3 separate regions of the Homo sapiens genome follow, and regions 1 and 2 are each linked to region 3. The links are chromatin contacts, found by Hi-C or POLR2A ChIA-PET in ENCODE. All regions are on one chromosome and are shown on one strand. The core of a region is the stretch at or near the end of the contact, and the rest is flanking DNA. Distances in the headings are between cores, read along the strand shown.

Region 1 (2,821 bases), core at 322-2,821, 1.8 Mb after region 3:
AAGTGGCATTAAAAACAACCAGGCCCGTTCACTCGTTTTCAGTCTAAGGGGTTCTTCTGCGACAGGAGTGGCTACAACTAGGTCACACTGGACTGGAATGTGAAGGGACTTCCCCTGGCTTCATTCAGGAGGCTGAGAGAAAGCTCTGAAGAGGATGGAGATGATGGCCGTGGGGAGGGTACCGAGGCACATCCCAAGGAGGTGCACACAAGGCTCGGAATCCTGGAACACTAGGAGTTCAAACAGCAATCACTGCAGGGGTTCCCAAGGGCCATGGGGGCTGCAGCCAAGCCTCTTGGAGCCTTTCATCAATACAAATTCCCCATCTCCCCAGTCACTCCAGGGCGGGGGCCCCAGAACTCTGTGTTTAATGGCTATGACTCTAATGCACGTTTGGGAGTCATAACTAGTTCAAAGCCCTGTTTGACAGTTAAGGCTGGGAGACAGAAATCAACTTTCCCGAGGACCCACAGGTCTCCTCACCCCTCGGCCAGTGACCAGGGAACTGGTCCCAGCTCCCCGCTAAACTACGGCCTGCCAAACTAAGTTCAAGAACAAGACCCTCCTCGCCAGATTTGGACACCCCTTCACCTCTCTCCAGTGCTTGACAGTGACGATGATTCAGAATCGGGGCAGGCTGCGTCCCACTAGACGGAAGCCCACAGTCCTCCCCAACAATCCGACCCCTGGGCCACTCTGGCTGGACAAATCCAAGTCCAGTCCCAAGCCAGAATCTCAGGGGGGTCCCGTCAAGCGGCATGCAATCCCTAAGCGCTTTGTTCCTACTAAGCGAAACCAGGCACTTTTGAGTCACCCAAAAAGCATGAATCACACAGCCGGGCAATGGGAACGGGAAAGGATGTTATTTTTCGGCATACTCGAGGATTTTCCCTTTGTCCCAGCTCTGTCAATGCACTTCCCGTCCCCGTCCCCATGCCCCAGGACTCGCGCATTTCCCTGCTCCATTTTTATTTTCCCTGCAGCCCTTGGCGGCGCCCCGGCCGCCGACCCGCGGCTCCCAGAACGGAGGTGTCCGGGCCGGCCCCAGTCGCTCACCTGCGTCAGGTCCTCGTCGTTGAGCAGATGCGACTCGCGGGGCTTGAAGCAGTTCTGACACTTGCTCTTGTTGAAGATGTTGGCCTGGAATTTCCTGCACGGGTTCTCCTTGGCTGCCGACATGGTCGGCGCGGCGGCGACGGCGGCGGCGGCGGCGGCGCAGGCCTGGCCGGCCTGGCGCTCCCGGCGGGCTAGGGGCTCAGCGCGGCCGCGCCGCATCCCTCGCCGGCCCCGCCGCAGGCCCGGCCCGGCCTCCTTCCCGGCGGGCGGTTCGCTGCACGCGCCGAGGCTCCTGAGCCGCCCGGGCCTCACAGCGCGCGCGACGCCCAGCTCCCGCCCGCACCGCCGCCGCCCGGCCGCCGCGGGCCCATGGACGCGGCCTCGGGCCCGCTGCTTCCCGCTGCGGCCCGCCTCTCAGGCTCCGGTCGCCGCCGTCCCGGCTCGTCCGCGCCGCCGCAGCTGCCCTCGGCGCCCCGCGGCCGCTGCAAATGGGACCGGAGCGCCTCACGCACTACGGGGGCGGGCGGGCGGGCGGGCGGGCGGGCGGCCGGGCGCGGGGAGGTGCCGGGGCGTACGGGGCGGGGCCGCGCCCGACGCGATCGGCAGCCCCACCGGCCAATGGGGTTGGCGCGCTCTCGCTAACAAAGGAACCTCTGGGCCAATGGCAGTCGGGGGCGGGACCGAGGGCCGCCGAGCGCAAGGTAAGTTGTGCAGGCCGGGAAGGTGGGGGCGCCGGCATGGGACGTTCAGGTTTGGTGGACTGGCGCCGAGGCCGGCCGGGCTGACAGCTGCAGGGCCCGGGCGGGGGATGCGGGGGAAGGCGGAGCCGACCTCAGGCTGCCTCTCTGCAACCCCCTCGCTCCCAGGCTCGCCTTCCCGCGCCCACGCTGTACACCCAACGGAGGCATCTTCCCCAAGCCCAGCTCGGAGAGGATTAGTTTAGCACCTACTGTGTACCAGGCCCCCTCGTAGGAGTCAGTTAGCGTCGGGAAGGGCTGGATACTCCAAGGGCTCGCTCATTAAAGGTTCGCAACCTCTCCTTTCTCATCCCCATTTTACATAGGAGGAGACTGAGGAGCAGAGAAGTAACAGCGGGTAGTATTTCAAGGGATGACTAAGAGAAGATGTCAGCGGACTTGAAGAGCTGTCAGCTCCATTAGGGGAGATGAGCGAAGGCTGACTCTCTGCCAGGTGCTGAGCTAGGCATTCTTTCCCCCATGATGTGCTTGAGGAAATGAAGGGTCAGACACCTGGAGTAATTTGTGTAGGATCACTCTGCTAGGAAGGGGCCGAGCTGTCACTCCCGTCCTCCATTGTCCAGCCTCCTGGCCAAAAGACAACCTGGAAAAGGCTGTCAAAGGCTCAGGCAGAAGGTTGCAGGAGCCCAGAGAGGGGAGAAATGCGCTCTTTAGAAAAATTCGGGTGGCTTCAAGGAGGAGGGGAAGTTTAAGTGGACAGTGAGAGGGTTGAGTGTGGCTGGAAGTGGAGATAGGGGAAGAAGGAGCAAGAGGGATTGGAAGAGGGCTCTATCACCCAGGCCTTGTATTCCAAGCCCAGGCGTGCACATGTCATCCCACTGGCAGCTGGGAGTCATGGTGAGTCTTTAAACAGGGGGGTGAGCTAACCCAGCCTTCACGGAGGAGGTGACATTGGAGCATGTGGTAGTGGCAGCCACAGCAGCTGTCGCTCAGGGAATGGAGGAGGTTTTAGGAGGAGAAGTAGCAAATGCTTCCAGAGCTGTGTACTTTTCCACGGATCATCTGGT
Region 2 (3,217 bases), core at 462-2,961, 1.3 Mb after region 3:
AAGGGTCCCGACACTCATTAGTAACAGTGGTAAGTCAGAGAACCAGCCCTGAGCCTGTGTCCCCAGCCCTGCCGGGGGCCAATGCCTACTGAGCACTTCCCACAGGCCAGTTCCTGGGTGATGAGTTTTACCAACATGTATTTCCCTTTTACTTTTGAGGAAAATGAAGGTGGGCTCAGTCACAGAGATAGTGCATGCTCCAAAGCCAGTGTCTTTCCTGTCTCCTCGGTTGGCCTGCCCCATCCTAGCGATGTTGTGAAGATTGGGACTACCTCTAAAGCAGCACACAGTGGCTGCTCAGTAAATGCTCAACACTGGTAGGTGCTGTGGGCCAAGGTGGAGAGAAACGGGCCATCTGGAGCAGGAAGCAGCTGACTGCAGAAGTCCTGTCTGGGCCCCCAGCAGTCTGGGTGACTGAGCAAATCTTGGAACCTCTCAGTCTATTTCCCCATATTACATAACACCTGGCTACAAAAGGGCTTTTTTCTTTTTTGAGAGGGAGTCTCGCTCTGTCGCGCAGGCTGGCATGCAATGGCACCATCTCCGCTCACTGCAACCTCCACCTCCTGGGTTCAAGCGATTCTCCTGCCTCAGCCTCCTGAGTAGCTGGGATTACAGGTGCGCGCACCACACCCGGCTATTTTTTGTATTTTTAATAGAGACGGGGTTTCACCGTGTTAGTCACGCTGGTCTCGAACTGCCGACCTCTGGTGATCCGCCCACCTCGGCCTCCCAAAGTGCTGGGATTACAGGCATGAGCCACCACACCCGGCCTACAAAAGGGGTTCTTCTGGGACCCGATCGTCTAAACTCTTCTCCATTTGACCCCCTCCATCACTACTCCACAGCTCACCGGTCTTTTCTCTGTTCCTTAGGTGCCCGTCCTGTCTCCAGGCCTTTGTACATACCATTCGTCTTGCCTTGTTTGCCCTGCCCTCACACTTGGCACATCTGGCACCTCCCCTGCACATTCTAAGACAGCATCCTTCCGTACCATTTGACCCACCCCGTTTTTTCCACCACAGTACTCATCCATATTATAACCCTTTATTCACATTTTGTCTTTTATCTCAGTCAGGAGGAAGCGAGGGCGGGGGACTCTGTGTTGTTCCCTACCGTACCCTCAGCGCACAGTCTGGTTCAGAAAATACTCGAGAGTGAATGAGAGAATGAATGAAGGAAAAAATGAGTGGAGGAGGGGTCTTTGGCCGAGCTAAAGAGCCTGGGCGCCGCGGGGGCGGGAAGCTCTAGGCAGTGCTCGTCGCGCACCGCCCCCAGAGTAAAGCGAATTTCAGAAGAGGGCGTGGGGCCCTGGGCGTGTGGGGCCCTGGGCGTGTGTGACCCGGGCCAAGTCCAAGTCCGCAGGAGGCTGCGCGGGAAGCTGCTTATAGCTACGACCCGCGGCCCCCGGCCTCTAGCCCCACCGCCGCCAGGCAAGGGCAGGGACGCCAGGTCAGTTACAGGCTCGGGTGCGGCAGCCGGCGACCAAAGGCACTGGGCGGGAGGCCGGATCCAAGGGGATACTGCTACGTAGCTGCAGCGGAACCGGCAGGCTCTGCGGCGAAACACACTGGGACTTGTAGTTCTCGGCTCCTCTAGACGCTGTCGCGAGCCCCCAGATAAAGAGGCACTTCGCGGTGACGGGGAACTACATTTCCCAGAAGGCCGGAATATGTTGGGGGTCACCGGGAAAGCGCCCCGACTGGCGGCACTTACCCGGCTCTATAGGTCCGGTTCCGGGGGCGCGTGGCTGCAGCGGGGCCCGCGTGGTGCCTCCTGAGGCGGCCCCCGGATGAAGAGATCTGGGAACCCGGGAGCCGAGGTAACGAACAGCTCGGTGGCAGGGCCTGACTGCTGCGGAGGCCTCGGCAATATTGATTTTAGACAGGTACTGACCGCACCGGACCGCCGCGGAAACTGGGAGAGGGATCTGCAAGGCCCGAGGGGCGTGAAGGCTTGCGGCGCCTCAAACGCTGCGGGGCGGGGCCGCCAGTTCCCAGGCAATGGGGGCGTGGCGTGGCGGGGGTGGGGGAGCCGCGTGCGGGAGCGCCGGCTGGTGTCTGTGTGTGTGCGTGTGCGCGCGCGTGTAAACCTCAGATTGCGTGTGTCAGAGACGGGGGCGTTCCTGAGCTCGTCTGATTGTGTGCCTGTGTGTGGCCCTGAGATTGTGTGAGACTCAGAGGTTGTCCGTGTTAGTCTTTGGGATTGTGTCTCACTGAAATTATGTGATGCTCTGAGAGTGTGCCGGAGAGTGAGTGTGAGTGTGTATGACCGAGGCTGTGTGTGACTGAGCGTGGGCGAGGGTGAAGGAGGCCGATTATATGTTTGGGAGTGTGTTGTGTGGCCCCTGCTCCCGTCCATCCCCCAGGGTCAGGAGGCCAGCTTTTGCCCAGAGGCAAGAGAGTGGTGGGGACCCTGCCTGTCTCCCAGCCGGCCCTGGGCAGGCTGCAGACCACCACCCAGCCGTTTCGGGGCCATAATGGGTGCGACCGGCCCCAGAAGCTGGGGGCCTGGCTTGCCTGCTGAGGCTGCCCTCTGCAGAGTCCTAGGCCAGAGAGTGCCTGTCCTGGCATCTCCCCAGGCTCCCAATTCCAATGGATTCCAATTTCCAACCTCTCTTGCATTCTCCCTTCTATCAAAGCTTCCTCTTAGATGCTCCATTTACCTTTTTCATCACCCACTCTTCATGAAGCCTGTAAGGCACATCTCTGCCCCAAGCAGCTTCTAATCCAGTTCTTTCGCTCCCTTCATTCCTTACTCACATGTGCATTTATTCACTCACTGATCCAGCCAGTATTGATTCAGGGCCGGCTGAGGGCCTCGTGTCACTCAGAAGTTTAAGGGCACTTCTGTCACTGAGCTTTCATTCTAGGGAGGGAGATTGTAGGCCTGGAAAGCCAGAGAGTTCTCTGAAGGAGCTAATACCAGTTAGTGTTTTGAAGAGTAGCTGATGGGAAGGCGGGATTGAAATCCCAAGAGAGCCTGTTGCCGTATCTGCGAGGGAGGGACCTGGGATCTGAGAGCCGAAAGGTCAGTCAGTGGGGCAAGATTCCCCAGAGGAGGGAGGCAGTTGCGAAGCCCTCCAGGAGGCACAGGAGGAGATGGGCCGCTGGCCCTGAGGGAGCGCAGGACCGTTGGCCAGATGGGTGCTCAGCAGAGGACAGGAAGAAGACTATTACTTTAGTAAACTGTCCATTGAATTACAACATGCAGTCAG
Region 3 (3,122 bases), core at 522-3,021:
GTGGTGGCGCATGCCTGTAATCCCAGCTACTCAGGAGGCTGAGGCAGGAGAATCGCTTGAACCCGGGAGGCAGAGGTTGCAGTGAGCTGAGATCGCGCCACTGCTCTCCAGCCCGGGAGACAGAGCAAGACTCTGCAAAAAAAATAAAAATAAAAAAACTTATTATGTATGTTTATTAGTGATGTGCCTCACTCCAAGGAAATCTGTTTTTAATATCAATATTGATGAGAATTTGAAGGGCAAATTCTAAACCGAATTACTCTTCCACTCCTGTATGATCCCAGGCTCTGCTTATCTCTCCAACACAATGTTAACTCATGCCTAACATCTGAGTGTTCACAATGCTTATGACAACCCAGTGAAGCAAGCACTAGAATGAGACCCATTTTAGACAGGGAAGCTAGGTTTCCAGATGAAGAAACTTACTCAAGGCTGCAAAGCCTCTAAGCAGCAAAAATAGCTCGGTCTCAGCATGATTTGTAGTAGTTAGTCCTATGCAACAGTGGGCTGCACAGCCTGTCTCTCAACCCACACAGAAAACGACTTGGCACCCCGCTGAATTCTGCATACAGAGAGCAAAATAGGACAAATACCCAGATTTTGAAAAATGTCTATTGTAAACATGCCTTGTTTGGAAAACAATTTATATAATAGTGCCAAAGAAAGAAAACAGAAGTTTGATTCGGTATTTCCACTTCGGGTAATTATCCCAAGGAAATAAGGAAAAAGCTATATGCTCAGTGATGGTGGTCAACATAAGACTTTTCAAAGAACAAGTACACCAGACCTGTGTAAAGGTTCCATAATAAAGTAATTAAGTAAAACACAGAATAGAAATTCAATAAATATTCAACACGACGCAAAAGTATCTATGAATGACTTTAAGTGGAACGAGCTCAAATCACAACTGAGTAATAATGGTACACACGAGGGCAGCAGGAAAGGAATATGGACAAAAAGGATATGCTTTAGTGGGGTTCAATAATGTGGGTGAATTATTTCTATTTGTGCAATTAAATTTTTTAAACACTAGAGATCACACCTCAAGCCCCAAAGCCCCATTCCGCATTTTCATACTCCTTTCAAAAGCTAAACACCCAAACGGAGCCAACATTAACATAAGAGAAAAATTATTATCATCAAGCAGAATACTTAAAAATTTCATCACGGTTCCCCCTCAATCTCTGCTGGGGTGAGTTCTGAGTTGGATAAAATCATCCTTTAGGAGGTGAGAGATATATTCGTAACTAGCAAAGCCAGGTAAATTAAAATCAGGGGCTCCGTGTCAGCTTAGGGACGGAGAATGGCTGGGTCTGGGCTTGCTTTCAGGGCTGCTCACCACAGGTCCCATCATCAGGGTTCGACTCCCCAGCGGCGCCTCAGGGAGAGGAGAGAGCCCAGGCACCGGACGCCCGTCCCCCGCCCCCGCCGACCCCTGGCGGGAGAGGAAGAAGGGAGGGAAAAATGGAAGGGCCGCGGGCGCGAGATCGCCCCAGTGAGCCCCCAAGCAGCCACCACCCAGGGACCCCGACCCGTCCGCCTGCCGGCGCCGCGGGCTCCCCGCCCCTTGCACCTGCGCCCCGCAATGCCGGAGCCAGCCAGCCCTCGCTGCCGCTCGCCACTGGCTCCCGCCCGCCTACCTGGCCCCGACCCCAGCCCCGGCCCCGCCGCAGCCTCAGCTGCAGAAGGAAGAAAGCGCCGGGTCTCCTGGCGGCCTCTCTAGGAGCAAAATGGCGACTCCATGCACAAGATTGGCGTCCGCGGTGACTGCGAGGCCGGTGGGCGGGGAGGGGCGAGGGCGGGACTAGAGCCCGGACAGCGGAGGCACCTAGCTGGGGGCTGTGGGCGTGGCCCACCAGTGGGTAAGGCGCGGGGCAGTGGGTGTAGCCACAGGGGTGGAGTCGGGCTGGCACGATGGGCGGGGCGGTGGGCGGGGATGCGCCTGTTTTGGTCCCTGGGGAGCTGCTAGCCCCACACCAACTGTGACAGCCCAGGCAGGTTACAAGGAATGAATGTGGACAGAGTATGACATTTGGAATTACAAATACCTGGGTTCAAGCCTCCACTGGCCTGTAACCTTGGACAAGTCATTTCAACCCTCTGAGCTTGTTTCCTCATCTGAAAAACAAAGATAGCAGCACCCATTCCATAAGACTGTTGTGAGGATTAAATGAGACAATACGGCCAGACGCGGTGGTTCACGCCTGTAATTCCAGCACTTTGCGAGGCTGAGGCGGGCGGATCACGAGGTCAGGAGTTCGAGACCAGCCTGACCAACATGGTGAAACCCCCATCTCTACTAAAAATACAAAAAAAAAAAATTAGCCAGGCGTGGTGGTGCGCGCCTGTAATCCCAGCTACTCAGGAGGCTGAGGCAGGAGAATCGCTTGAACCCGGGAGGCAGAGGTTGCAGTGAGCCGAGATCGCGCCACTGCTCTCCAGCCTGGGTGACAGAGCAAGAGTCCATCTCAAAAACAAAACAAAACAAAACAAAACTGTGCTAAAAGCACAGTTCTGGGTGTATAATAAATGATCAGTTTTTTGTTCGTTTGTTAGTTTTTTGTTTTGAGACGGAGTTTCGCTCTGTTGTCCAGGCTAGAGTGCATCGGCGCGATCTCAGCTCACTGCAAACTTCGTCTCCCGGGTTCAAGCGATTCTCCTGTCTCAGCCTCCCGAGTAGCTGGGATTACAGGTGTGCGCCACCACGCCCGACTAATTTTTTGTATTTTTAGTAGAGACAGGGTTTCACCATGTTGGCCAGGCTGTTCTCAAACTCCTGACCTCAAGTGATCCGCCCGCCTCCGCCTCCTAAAGTCCTGGGGTTACAGGCGTGAGCCATCGCGCCCAGCCATTATCAGTTATTATCGTTATTTGCCTTGTCGCCTTTTTTTCTTTTATTATAAAGGAATTAGTACTTTTGGTATCCATTGCCTAAGTTCTTTATAACTTAGGTAATGTTTACTCTTTATTGTATGTATAACATAATAATAGCAAACACATGGTCCTCTTTTAAGTGCTTTACATATATTAACGGTAACTTATTTAATCCTCACAAGAGCATAAGGTAGGTGTTGTTATCCTCTCCATTTTAATAGTTGTGGGAACTGAGACGACGACGTTAA

What was found. A loop is a pair of places that touch in the nucleus more often than their neighbours do. ChIA-PET counts read pairs that join two places held with the same protein, here RNA polymerase II (POLR2A). Pooled maps may share reads with other maps.
Region 1: a loop to region 3 is called in a pooled map, with 12 times the contacts of the local background. The contact joins the promoter of MPRIP here to the promoter of PRPSAP2 in region 3. A Hi-C loop is called at or near these places in 6 of 50 pooled maps.
Region 2: a loop to region 3 is called in a map of naive thymus-derived CD4-positive, alpha-beta T cell, with 9 times the contacts of the local background. The contact joins the promoter of PEMT here to the promoter of PRPSAP2 in region 3. A Hi-C loop is called at or near these places in 1 of 168 maps with a recorded cell type or tissue (naive thymus-derived CD4-positive, alpha-beta T cell) and 6 of 50 pooled maps. POLR2A ChIA-PET finds 5 or more read pairs at or near these places in 1 of 52 experiments (HEK293T).

What each region holds. Positions count from the first base shown.
Region 1 is chr17:17,041,207-17,044,027 of GRCh38, reverse strand. It overlaps MPRIP (myosin phosphatase Rho interacting protein), which reads right to left and starts at 1,571. Exons shown (of 24, transcript NM_001364716.4): 1 at 1,057-1,571. The coding sequence starts at 1,179. LOC124903938 (a long non-coding RNA gene) reads left to right here and starts at 1,703. Exons shown (of 3, transcript XR_007065644.1): 1 at 1,703-1,757; 2 at 2,120-2,247. RefSeq lists an enhancer at 1-884 and a silencer at 1,547-2,006.
Region 2 is chr17:17,590,202-17,593,418 of GRCh38, reverse strand. PEMT (phosphatidylethanolamine N-methyltransferase) reads left to right here and starts at 1,711. Exons shown (of 7, transcript NM_148172.3): 1 at 1,711-1,888. The coding sequence starts at 1,793. RefSeq lists enhancers at 1,570-1,959, 1,525-2,266.
Region 3 is chr17:18,856,780-18,859,901 of GRCh38, reverse strand. PRPSAP2 (phosphoribosyl pyrophosphate synthetase associated protein 2) reads right to left here and starts at 1,771. Exons shown (of 12, transcript NM_002767.4): 1 at 1,641-1,771. RefSeq lists a silencer at 1,314-1,673 and an enhancer at 1,420-1,992.